Regions from separate parts of the Mus musculus genome. Here region 2 is linked to region 1. The links are chromatin contacts, found by Hi-C or POLR2A ChIA-PET in ENCODE. All regions are on one chromosome and are shown on one strand. Each heading gives the region's core, a stretch centred on a gene start or an enhancer-like site at or near the end of the contact. The rest is flanking DNA. Distances are from core to core; before and after follow the strand shown.

What was found. A loop is a pair of places that touch in the nucleus more often than their neighbours do. ChIA-PET counts read pairs that join two places held with the same protein, here RNA polymerase II (POLR2A).
Region 2: a map of heart shows a loop between it and region 1 (6-fold over the local background). The contact joins two enhancer-like sites. A Hi-C loop is called at or near these places in 9 of 37 maps with a recorded cell type or tissue (T-helper 17 cell, gastrocnemius, heart and 1 more). POLR2A ChIA-PET finds 5 or more read pairs at or near these places in 1 of 5 experiments (Patski).

Annotation. Positions count from the first base shown.
Region 1 is chr3:52,039,825-52,046,675 of GRCm38, forward strand. The region is part of intron 1 of Maml3 (mastermind like transcriptional coactivator 3); the gene reads right to left. Among named protein-coding and RNA genes, the nearest start is that of Maml3, 62 kb to the right of the region's middle. Within about 2 kb of position 5,552, at least 1 of the 3 ENCODE cell types and tissues checked has a DNase peak (open chromatin) inside an H3K27ac peak, as active enhancers do; it is heart, where a contact is called at or near this core.
Region 2 is chr3:52,085,015-52,091,322 of GRCm38, forward strand. The region is part of intron 1 of Maml3 (mastermind like transcriptional coactivator 3); the gene reads right to left. Among named protein-coding and RNA genes, the nearest start is that of Maml3, 17 kb to the right of the region's middle. Within about 2 kb of position 3,502, at least 1 of the 3 ENCODE cell types and tissues checked has a DNase peak (open chromatin) inside an H3K27ac peak, as active enhancers do; it is heart, where a contact is called at or near this core.

The DNA of each region.
Region 1 (6,851 bases), core at 4,302-6,801:
CACAAGATGGCCATCTGAGCTTTCAAGAGTGCGCTGCAGAAATGACTACAGTTTACAAACACTCCCCTTATAAAACGTGGGGTGTGTATGCTCACAAGTGCTGGTGTGATGTCTTCGGCACCAATGGGCATCTTAAGAGTTCTTCTGAGGCACACGGCACCTACCTCTTCAAACTTCAAACTGCTTTTCCTTTGTACTGAGATGAACCTGATCAGCTGGCCAATCGAGCTTGCTTAAGCCTAAAATTTAAAGCAAGAAAGCAGTAGAGGAGAAAACTACCTATTTCACAACGGTGTTGAAATCCCTCCAAGTCCATGGGCTTGAATCCAACACAGAAACGAATACTAAAATCTTTATCAAGTCACAAAGTTAGGTTGCAGTTCAGAAGCAGGCAGGCAGGTTAGGAGGTGACTTTTCGGCCTGGGGAATAATATCTCATTGACCCGCTAAGTGTTTGCTTGGCAAGCATAAGGACCTGACTCAGAAAGACAGAGCCTGAAAAAAAAATGTCACCGCAAAGGCCCCAGTGTTGATGAGGCACAGACAGGTGGGTGCCTAGGCCCTGCTAGCCAGCCAGCCCAAGCTACCAGGTAAGAGCTTAGTCAGCGAAAGACCCTACCTCCTGTTTTATAGTCAGGGGTCCCCACTTCTCTTGAGTGTATTCCCATAGAGCTGCACATATTCACTCTCCCCCCAGGAGCCCATGTTTACCCAAAGAAAATACCTTACTAAGCAGCTGACTATTTGGGGTATCTTTCTAATAAATATTCTCACCGTGACCCGAGATGCTTCACTCCTTACAATCATTTGGAGTTTCAGGCAGTGTTGGAGCACACCTTTAATCCCAGCATGGGGAGGCAGAGGCAGAGGGAGCTCTGAATCCAAGGCCAGCCTGGTCTACAGAGCAAGGAGAGTCAGGGCTATACAGAGACCTGTCTCAAAACAAAACAAAACAAAACAAAACAAAACAAATGTCTGGCGTTTCCTATAGGATTTAGGTGATGCAAAGTTTTAGCTCTCTTTAAATTATTACCAGACTCAGCTAGGTGTAGTGGCCTTTGGTCCCAGCACTGGGGAGGCAGAGGCAGCAGGATCTCTGAGTCTGGTCTACAAAGCAAGTTCAGGACAGCCAGGGCTACAGAGAAACACTATCTGACCAATTGTTACTGCCAGATTCTTCTCTGGGTTTGTGGTGCCAGACTTACAAAAATATCGTCAGCACAGTGAGGCTGTTTGTCCATGTCTTGATCCATGCTGGGTTTATACTCTCTCTCTCTTTCTCTCCCCTAATTATTTAGGCAGACAACTACATCCTAAAGTGTGTGTGTGTGTGTGTGTGTGTGTGTGTGTGTGTGTGTATTTAAAATTTACAGTTGCCATGCCATCCTGTGGCAACTGTTTCCTTCAGTTGATTGTTCCTAAAGCATACAGTCATGCCATCTGGGGAAAGGGGCCCAAAAAATATTTGTTTCATTATAACTAACGATGTAATCAGGACAAAAAAAAAAAAAAGACCAGAATTCCCTGCTGAAGGAAAATGCAATTATAATTAGCCTTCTGGAAATGAGTAACAATCAAGCATAAATACTTGTTAATAGGCTCCCACATAAGCACATGAAAACAAAATTGACCCGGTCAAAGAAAGAACACCTTTCTCTTCTTCCTGGGCCTCACCCCTACCACCTGCCAGCCTCCCACACTCCTTCTCCAGGGGAAAACAACCTGCTTTAGCATGGTGTAGCTGCCCAGGCATCTAGGTGGACTTCCCTAGGTTCCTTACATCCAGTGGGTATTTCTCTGACCAAACCATCTCTTTATTCCGTTCCTGCTGCCCAGGGACCTGCTTCACTTCTGCCCAGACGAATATCTTCCGAGCTGCCAGTTTCTCTCTGCATCGCTGGCCTGGTCCCTCCCCTGGACACTCTCCTGGACATTTTGTGCAGCCTCCTGACCAAGCTTCAGTGGGTTCTCACGGCAGAGAGTTCCTCTTCAGTAGCTCTTTATCTGGACCGTTCTAGGGTGTTAGCCCATAGTTTCTGGGGAGTCACGTTTTCTTAGCGCTTAACAAGATTCTCAGTCTCCTCCAAAGAGATTTAAAATGTGAGCCGAAGTTAGAGGCTTCACTGCGCCCATTTCAAGGCATCTAGTTAGTAAATGTAAAGTTACTAATGGAGGATCTTCATCGTATCTTCCATAGTTCAGTTCCTTCATGGGTGATGCTGCATAAATCATTAATCCAGGAACCAAGGAACTAACAGTCGTAGGACAGTCAGACCCGCCAGCTTGTCAACTTGAATGATCCACGATGGGGACATCGGAAGGGAACGCATGGAAAGATGGCAAAGCTAAGAACGTTCCCATCAATTAGTTATGGAGAAGAAGTGTTGGAGAATGCAAAACAAGTGTGGGGCCTTCAGCGGAAGCTCTGTTATCTCCCACCTAAGGCAGATTCCAGGGAAGATGTGCGCCCACCGAGAAGGAATGTGTTAGCAGATGAGCATAATCCACACACCTCCCAAAAGAAACTAATTCTTCTCAAGTGTTATCACAAGTAAGCCTCAGTTTGCCCAGTAACAATTATAAAATGAGTGAAGCCCCTCAGCGACAAGCAACAACATGCCCTTAATCCCAGCGTGATCTAGCAGGTGTGGCTGGGGACTCTTAGCACAGGGAATTCCCGGCTCAGCCCACGTTCTTAATTAGCTCCACAACCTTGGGCAAGTCACTTCACCTTCCACCCTCGGTCCCCTCACCCTGGTAATAAGAATCTTTGACTCTGTCCTTTTTTTTTTTTAAGATTTTTATCCACTTCTAAGATTTGACTTATGAGTATTAGTGTTAAGCATTTGCCAACACACAGGACAGTCTGTAAGAAACTCAAATGCATTGTGCTAAGTGAATAATCCAGATAACTGGTGTGTGTTTATATTCGCAAGACAAATGATGGGGGCGGGGGGAGGGCACATTGGGATTCCTAGAGATTTGAGGGATGGAACTGTATGCTGCAGTGGGGTTATCTGAATAGTCCTACTAAGTGCTGGGAAAAATTATCTGAATAGTCCTACTAAGTGCTGGGAAAAACCAACTATTTAGTTCTCAAAATAAGCCTACACCAGGAAATACTGTTATCCTGTTTGGCAGCTGAGGCAATCCAACGACTAGCAGGTGGCAGTGACAGAATTTAAACCTAGACAGCCTAGTCCTTTACTACAAAGCTAAGCCACTGTACTGAAACATTTTAAAAGTCCTGTGCATGCGTGTGAACAGGTGTACACGTGCGTGTATGTTTGTGTTGTACATGTATCAAAGGAGAACCTCCAATACTATCCCTCAGACACCATCTGTCTGTTTTTTGAAGACTGGGTCTTCATTTTTCTGGAACTCAAAGAAAAGATCTGCTTCCCCAGCTCAGGGACCCCCAGCCTTTGCCACCATTTACGTCTTCCACAAGGGTTCTACGGATCAAACTGGGGATTGCATGTACATCCAGCAAGCTCTTTTCTGACTGAGCCATCCCCACAGCCTTGGACACGCCTTTCTTTAAATAATGTATTCATCTTCTTGGAGAGGCCATGGTGACTGCTACATAAGCCATGAAATCTCACTTAGCCTTCCTTCAGAGGATAGACTGAAACCCTTCTAACAGTGACAAGCCAGCTTCCCTACCATGACCTGGTGACATCCTGGAGAAGTCTACACTAGGTACCCTCCAAGAAGACTGTCTGCCTGCCAGGCACAGCTCCTAACCAGACTACTCTCTCTACTCCAGACAGGCTGGCTGGGAACTAAAGAGTTGTCTAAATGCCTTCCAGCATCTGACAGTTTAAGATGTGAACTTCCATTAGTTAGATACCAGATTCTCCTCCAGTTAACGCTGGTGTTTTCCTGGTGTTTTCTACCTCTGGTAGTGGAAGCATGGCCTGAAGCAAACCAGTTCCTATTCTGGAAATGGCCGGCTCTCTCCTAAAGTAAGACAAACTAATTCATAGCTATAACCCAGAGGGAATACTTAGTAAAAGGGGAGCGAGACCATGCTGTGCTGTGTGGGCTGAAGGAAACACACAACAAAAACAGCAAGCCTACCAGACAGAGGTTTTTAAAAAAGTGTTGGGCCCTGCAGAGTTCTAATGCAGTAGACAGCAAGTACCTAGAGGGAAAGGGCTCTCAGTGCCTCGTGTAGTCTGCTTATCTCAAGTCTAAACCAATCATCTTGATGGTTGGTTATGGCCAGGATAGGGTTTAGTGGCCTTTCTGAGAAGAGCAGGAAGGCCTAGCCCAGCTCATTCTAGACTGGATTCCTCTCCCTACAAGGACCCCGCCTTTCTCTGCAGTAAGGGTTTCTACTGAGTAAGCAAGAGAGAATTCATAGTTTTATTGATTTCTCTCACTCTGACTGGAAAGGGCTACAAGCCGCAGGGAGGTGTCGCCTCTGCTGCTTATTGCTATATCTGACCGGGAAACTCAGTTTTGGAATAGAAACTTAATAGAAAAGAAGAAAAAGGAAAAAAAAAAATCAGAGGGTTAATTGCCTGCCTGGTGGGAAAGATGGCAGGTCTGGCTGAGTCGAGGTCCTTTGTGGTCACCAAACCCTTATGACTGACAGTTATCACAGTCACCTCCTACTGCAAAGCAACTTTTACAGCTTTTATATCTCCAAATGAAACCAAAGATCTGATCTGCCTACCAGAGTCAAGGACACAAATCTCTCAAACTCTCCTGGGGGCAAGAGGGGAATGGAGCCTGGAGCTGGGAGGAGAGACTAGGCAAACTTGCCTTTCTCCACCCACTCACTCTCATCCCTAAAGTAGAATAAAATAAGCTGGGAGGCCGGGTAAGGCCTGTTAACCCAGAAGCCTGCCTCCAATTAATGTGATATTGCTCCTTTAAAACCCTGTACGAGAACGGCCCGGCTGCTGCTGATCCCAAGGCTGCGGCACGGTAATTGTCACTTAGCCACTTAACTCCCCGCAGCCCGGCTCACACGCTCCTTGAGGTTTATCTCTCAGCCAATTACTGCTGTCATTTGCGTTTCAATGTGTGGAATCAGAGGCCAGGCCCAGGAATACAGCACAAGAGAAACCCCCTTGGGGGACAGGAGCCTACTAAGACCTAGTGGCTGATGGGGTGAGACACAAACAACCCACCAGGGTGGGAGTGGCCGAGGGGCTTCCTCGAAGGGGAGGCCCACTCCGGCTGGGCTGTGGTCCTTTTCGGGCCTCTTCACTGGGGCAACCGAGAAGACGAAACATCTCGCTTAAAACATCGCGTCGGTTCCAAATAATGATGGCGATAATTAAAAAGCAACAGAAATTTAGCTGTGGAGCGATTGTGGACAGGAGGCAAGGTAATGTACAGAAGCCGGTCACAATGAACGATTACTAAGTCAGGACAAGCAAGAGAGACAGAAGCCAAAGCAGAGAACCCTCATTTTAGGCCACACTGCTCTTTCAAGCAACGAGGGGGGGGGGGTGGAGTCAGGTAGTGGCGGGATGGGGGTTGGGGGAGGGGCACTTAACCCTTTGCTAGTTCCGCCCTAAAATCCCTGGGAACTTGGGAGCCTCCTCAGCTAGCCCTGAGTGGGCACACCAGAGCTTGCTTTTGTGGTCTCTTGGATTTTAGGTCGGTAGCAAGTCTCTGCCTTTTAAAAGAAGACATGTAGGCTTGGCACAGTGCCACCTCGATCCCCTCACTAGGCTGACTGAGGCTGGAGGATCCTGAGTTACAGGCCAGTCTGGGATACATAAGAAGGAGGTCTCAAAGCGTGCCCTGTCCTCCCCCCAAAACATTCCTTAAAGGCACAGCCAGGTATGAGATGAACCAGAAAAGAAAACAACAACAACAACCACCATTTATGAATCCTCCTGTGGAGAGTCAGGTTTGGCAAAGATGCCCTCCCTTGAAGGGTGAATGGAAGTGGATCTCAGCCTCTTAGGGTTTGGTTTTCTCTGCCTCCCACACAAAGGCAACATTTCCTGCACTGTATTATAGTTTTTATTCCTAAAGTTTTAAGCCATTCCTGTCTACCCAGGCAACTTTATAGCTGAAGTGAATTAACTTAGCTGGGGGTGGGGGGGGGGTCTTCATTTGGAAGTGGATCTACCTGAGGAATACACACATACACACACACACACACACACACACACACCCTGACCACACAAGGTAGAGAAAGAAAAGAAGCAGAGAAGAAAGCTGTGGGAAGGCAGCTCCCGCAGGACACCGTAGGACTACTGTGACGACGGACCAGCCGGAGGGGTAGGGAGCCAACTTCAGTCTGTGAGCCAGGAGGCTATAAGAAGCACGCTCCCTCTGACATTCCATCCTCCACAACTCCAGCAACCACAGGAGGAGGGCCTAAGCCGGAAGAGACCTGTTCTAGCTGGATCTATCTCCGCCTGTCTCTAGGTTGAAAATAAAACTCTGAACTTCTCTGCCAATGAGCTCTGCCAGGCCCGATGACGTCCCGGCACGTCAGTTCTATTTGCAGGCAAGGTCCCTGTGCACCAGGTGAGGAGGAGTCTGGGCAGAGGACTCTGGGATGGTGGGCCTGACTTCCCACTGTGCACAGCCGAGATCTGAAAAGAGCTGCCGGGGTGCTAGTAATTGCACACGTCAGCGAGAGCTGTGCAAAGGAGAGTGGGCTCAGAGAGAGCTAATTGCTATCCTCGGGCTATGTGCTCCTTGTTGAATACCAGAGCGGGAAATCTGATCTGTGCAAAGCAAAGGAAAATCACCAGTAAAATAAAACAAGGAGGCAGCCTGCCCACGCTGGCCACAGACTCCCATTTGTCCTTCCCTCATCTACCGTCATCCTTATTATTAAGAAAATCTATAAATCTGGAACTCTTAGATTT
Region 2 (6,308 bases), core at 2,252-4,751, 43 kb after region 1:
CTGAAGCCTTTCAGTGCTGTACAAACATCCCTGGAGACACCAGTTCTCAGTTCTTTCATCCGACATGACCAGGTACACACAGCTCAAAAGTATTTCCTTCATTTCGCATGTCTTCTGGCACTATTCTTGGTATCTGTTTAGATTTTGTTGTCATTGCTACTTTGGTTTGGTTTGGTTTAGTTTTTCAAGATGGGTTTCTCTGTGTGACAGCCCTGGCTGTCCTGAAACCCTCTTTATAGACCAGGCTAGTCTCAAACTCACAAAGATCCTCCTGCCTCTGCCTCCCAAGTGCTGGGATTAAGGGCATGTGCCACCACGCCCGGCCTCCATTTAGGTTTATAAATATGTAGCTTTACAGACATAACTGCACACACTCCTCTTTCACGGAAGACTTTGGAAGTTTGGGATTTCTAGAACAAAGCTGCCCAATAGTGTATCAATGAGCTCACTTCACAGTGCTAGTACTAACTGTCAAAAATATGTTGACAGGCCAGACATGGTAGTTCACCCCTGTCTCAGCACTCAGGGGGCTGGGGCAGTGGGATCTTGAACTGGAGGCCAGCCTAAGTTATAGGAAGAGATCCTGACTCAAAAATAACAAAAATCTATATAACTTAAAAATTAGTAGATAAACTTTGTCCAGCCCTAAGTCTCATTCTCGTATTCAAGTGGTAACGCTGCCCAAAGGAACTTGTGCTGTCAATCACAAGGTAATGAACATGAACCTCTAACCTCTCGCACTGGCTTGACGTCCTTGATACCTTAGGATGATAACTACATGCTATATAACTCTACACACTCCCCAGATGATAGTTATGATTGAATCACAGGGCATTTTGTGACTGCTTGGGACAACAACGAGAGGACCACAAAGTGATGGGTTGTGGTGCCTGCCAGCTATAATGCAAAGAATTCCCACAATTCAACTCCAAGAGTCCTCTAGGTATTCAATAATTACAATACAAATCTCATTAGGGCACAAGGGTATACACACACACACACACACACACACACAGAATTCAACTGTCCTCAGAATCCCCAAAGATCCTATTTCTTTTCTTTTTTTCTTTTTTTTTTTTTTTGGTTTTTTGGTTTTTCAAGACAGGCTTTCTCTGTATAGCCCTGGCTGTCCTGGAACTCACTTTGTAGACCAGGCTGGCCTCGAACTCAGAAATCCGCCTGCCTCTGCCTCCCAAGTGCTGGGGTTAAAGATGTGCGCCACCACTGCCTGCCAAGATCCTATTTCTTAAGAGTTTATAAAAACAGCATGGTTCGATTTCAAGATTCTGATTTCTTCTTCCCAAACTGGAGCGGTGAAACTACGGACAGAACGTAGAGCCCCAGTGCTGTTTGGCTACTTGCTTATTTGGTCCCTTGGAAAGTGAGCAGGGTCTTGCTATATTTGTCTCCCAAATGCACTGCATAGCTAGAATATCTGCTAGCACTCTGAAAATATAAAATGACTGTAAAGATATTTACAAACTTATGGGTGGGCTGGACAGTGAGGACACGCATGACGGTCAGGCTACCAAGCATGACAACCTGAGTCCCAAAATACACATGGTGATGTAACCTCTACATGCACTCCATGGCATGTGCACACACACACACACACACACACACACTACATGTTACAAAAAGATACTTAGAAAGTCCAAGGAAACAGGATACTTCAGCTATAGAAAATGATACCCCTGATTAATTAGGACTCAGAACGTTTGTCATTTCTTACCTATCTTCCCTTTTTTTTTTTTTCAACCTTTTTCCATCTGTCCCCTCTGACTGCCTGATTTATCCCCCACTTCTTCCTTTTCCCATCTTTGGTCCTCATCCTCAAGAGGTCGAAGTAGAACAAGGAGGGCCAGGATACAGAAGGAAAGCATGCAGCTTGTTCTACTGACCCAGGAGACCCAAGGGAAGGAATTTGTATGGGTGCAGAACCCAGGAGAAGCTCACACACAAGTTGCTGGTACAAACTAATTAGCAAGTCAACAAAACACAGGACCCCACTCTTGCCTCAGAATATTCTGAACCACTTCCAGGGCATGGGACAACAGTTCCTAACCCCCTGCTTAACATGGCGAGTACAAACTCACAGAAGGTCTCCAAGCAGAGTAATTCTTTGAACTTAAAAACACTTTTTTCAAGGCCAAAAATATATCAATTCCCATAGCACAGCCCAATGTGTAAATAAAAATCTCCGATTAGTCATTAGTAGGACATACATACATACATACATTCATACAAGAGACAGCAGCATTGGCCTTGAAATGACATTTCTTCATGAGGAAAAGAAATAGATTTATCCCAACATCATAACCAAATCAACCTTCATAGGTGTTCTACACCAAAAGGTTTCATAGGAGCTAGGAAATGGCTTAGGGGGTAAAGCCCTTGCCACAGAAGTATAAGGACCAGAGTTCAAATCCCCAGTGCCCATGTAAAGGCTCAGTGGATGTAACAGCCCACTTGTAGTCCCAGCACTCTGTGGAGGCAGGTGATTCCTGGAGCAGGCTGATTGGCTAGACAGTGGTAGCGACGTTCCTGCCTCAAGATGGAAGAAGAAAGCAATGGAGGGTGATACCGAACACCCACCTCTGGCCTCCACATGCACACACACAGACAAGCACAGATACATACATACATATGAGAGAAGGACGAAGACTTCCTAGAGACCAAGAACATGGAGCTTTTTGGTGTTCCTCAATCAAAGTGTGAGTGGTATCCATTTCCTCCATGCATGCAGTTCCTGGAATAAAAATATTCTCCCTCACGGGCACAATAGCCCAGGCTACAGCCTCCCCTCCTGGAGTGTGAGCCTCGCTGGGTCTCGCCTTCTGCTGTGTTTGAAAGAACCTTTCCCAGGGCCATGTGTTCTTTTGGGGATCATTTCCATATTTGGGGGAGCAAAGAAAAGGAGCCAGGGTGGGTGGCCCTAACCAACAGTGATCAGAGACATCCAGGACTCAGGGAGACGGAGAAACCCTGGTCTTGGGAAGAGTCAGCACAGTGGCAGAGGAGAGGCTTCAGAGGAAAGTGGAGTTAATCAGCCTTTTTATGCACACACACATGCTGGCTTCACACATTCAAAAAATAGACCCAGGCTAAGCATAGGGCCTGTTTTAGCCCTATGTAAAAACTGGATAGATGGCGACTCTCTCTTTTTTTGTAGCAGGAGCCCTGCCTCTAGCATCCGAGCCAGTCTTAGCTAGCTGAGCCTTAGGAGTAGGGAAGCAACTTGAAAAGGGCTCTGAAAAAATACAAACGACTCTCACTTTCACCAGGAATACTGAGTATCCAGGATTCTATACATTTATCAATTAATTAGGTTGTACGTAAAAAAAAAAAATGCTCTCTTTGTAATAGTTGCCACGGAGATATCGTGTAAAAAAAGGTCCTAGTGTGTATTTGTGGGACAAACGGTTTGCTGAGTGACCAAAGTCAGGAGCAATGACTGCTTACCAAATGCAAGCTGCTGGGCTTGGCCTGAGACTGCAATAGTACAGCAAGCCTGGCCCGGGGCCAAGAGCATGCCTGCCAGGGAGACAGGAAGTCACTGAGAGCTCCCACAGACCCATGGCTGAGAGAGTTCCCCAAACAAAAGGCAGCCACTGACTTCCACAACCGGCCTGCCATGAGACCATATGGTCAGCAGTATTGTCTCGCCACAACACAGAGGCCTGTCTTCAGGGGCCTGTGCCTGTAGCTGTCGACCCCGTATCTGTCTTAGGATTACTTCACTATTTTACGACTTTTCTGGGAATTCACTTCCGTGTAACCTAGCTTGGTACACGGCGAGAAAAATGGTATCCTCCCCACCCCCCCACCCCCCCATCTCCGATTTAGCCTGATGAGTCACCTTTGTCTTCACGGCAAAAGAGTAATGAACACCAAACCTACTTGCTATTTATTCACAGGGCACGGAGGAAGGGAGTGGAAGGGACCGTGTGGACAGAAGGGAAAACTGGACACTTAAAGTTTCTTGCTCTGATCCCTGTTGACGCTGGGTTTAATTTATAGGGAGACCCAAACCTTTTGGCTCATCCCTTTCTTCTCTGGGAGTACCCACTTCAAAGAATTCTCTAGTCACTGTGTGGAGACCCTGCTGCTGAGAGCCGCCAAAGGCGAAGACAGATTGGTTCGCCTATAAACACCTGACAGTCATTTTCTTCCTCAGCAGAACTCGTCAAAAAGCCCCTCCCAATAAGGCATGCTCTCCCAGAATATTCCAGCTAGATCCTCTCTGTCTCTTCCCCCAAGATCATGACGATCCCCACTGTGGATAAGGGCTTGATTTGGTTCACCAAGGAAAAAACCATAGAAAAACTAAAGACAGTGGAATGCCCAACCATCTAGTCTTTGCCTTTAGGAGTCTCGTGCTCTCTCCCTTCTCCCCTCCCTCCCTCTTTCTCTTCCTCCCTCTCTTATTTCTCACTCTGTCTGTCTCTGTCTCTTAGATTTTATTTTATGTGTGAGTGCCTTGCCTGAATGTATGTATATGCACTAAGTATATGCAGTGCCCGAGGCCGGAAGACAGCATCAGACTCCCTAAAACTGGAGTTACATACAGATTGTGAGCCATCATGTCAGTCCTGGGATTTAAACCAGGGTCCTCTGAAGAAACAGCTCTTAAGTTCTCAGCCTTCTCATGTGTTGTTTTGTCATATTTTCTTTTAGAAACAGGGTCTCATATATCCCAGGAGGGACAGGAACTCAACAGATAGCCAGTGATAATCCTGGTCTTCCGCCTGTACCTCCTAAGCGCCAACCAGAGATGTATGTCAATATGGCGGGTTTCATACAGTGCTCAGAACCGGACCAGCGCTTCCTGCATGCTAAGCAGGCGCTCTGCCACCTGAGCTATATTCCCAGCCCAATCTCTTACTTATTCCACACTTTCTTATTAGTCCAGAAAGTAGAAAATTAAATACAACAGTGGGGTAACCCACACCACTGAGGCTCTTTCTTTATAGAGATTAAGACCATTTGCCCCACACTGAGAGGGACAGGAAAGTCAAGTGAACATTGACCCATTCATACCCCTGAGGTTCACCACCCCAACTATAGGAGCTGCCACTGGGAAAGGGAAACTAATTTTTAAGGTCAGGTTAAATAGTTTCCTCAAAAATAATTCAGAATTATGAGAAGTTAAAGGACGCAGTGCACAGCCATAAGGGTTTGCCAGTTCTCCTCCTGCACCAAGCACCTTGAGTTCCTCCACTGGAAAGTCCCATTTTAAAAATTAAAAAGGCCATTTTGTTAAACTATGGAAAATGTCTGTTTGGAAGAAGAAAATCACAGAAGTCATTGCTTCATTTTGTCACCTGTGTGACCCACCGGGCTGTGACTCTTGACATGGGAGAGTCTCTTGTGGGGACCATTTTCCCCATGTGGAGTAACTGCAGCCTTGTCTTAGGCAATCCTCTAGCTGCTTCCTCTTGCGGCCTCATTTCTGTAAGTCTGTCAGAGGTAATTATCTCTCTTCCCAAATTTATTGCCCTTCAGTGTATCATAAACTCATAGATTACACAAAGTTGATGAAAACAGGGGAAGTACGAGCCGCGTTTTGGATGGAAAGACGGTCATAAATAATTATCCTGAGCATCCACTATCTCTGCTGATAGACTGAGTGAATGACAGAAGTACTAGGGAGAACCACAGACAGCCAGTCTCCTTTCCTCACCCTTATATAGCAGTCCCCACCCCAGGAGCCAATCCCAGAAACTCCTACAGGAAGAGAGAGGCAAGAAACGTCTCAGGTTTGCAATCCCTTGACCCTCCAGAGGACAGATAACTGTGTAGCACTTCATACAGACAACCGAGCCCCAGGGGAGGGGCAAAGCAGGATTCTGACAAATACAAGCTATCACTATGCTACTGTTACCTATTCTAGAATGTTCCAATTCCCATTTTAGCCAGGAATTTAAAAGTTACTAAAAGCCCCTGAACGATCCTCATCAGGGGATCCCTCAAATCTAAGAAGGGGATCAAACTCGGGAAAAGCAACACACATCTTGGATTTCAACAGTCTGGGTGCCAACAGACCTGCAACCTAAAAGACCTGTTTTTGTCACCATCAAAAACCACCTTCCCAGCAGCGCCACCGTGGACTACAGAGAGATTCCATTCTGATAAATAAAATCGGCCAAAAATAGATTTCTGCGTGAGAAATCCTTCCTGCTTAGGTGCTGGGACGACCAACAACTTTCTCAATTATTCCTTCCCGTGGCAAGTTCTGAGGAGGCATCGCAAAAACCCAACTCCGAAATCATTTTCTCCATGCTCCATTAAAGAAGAGGAACGTTGTT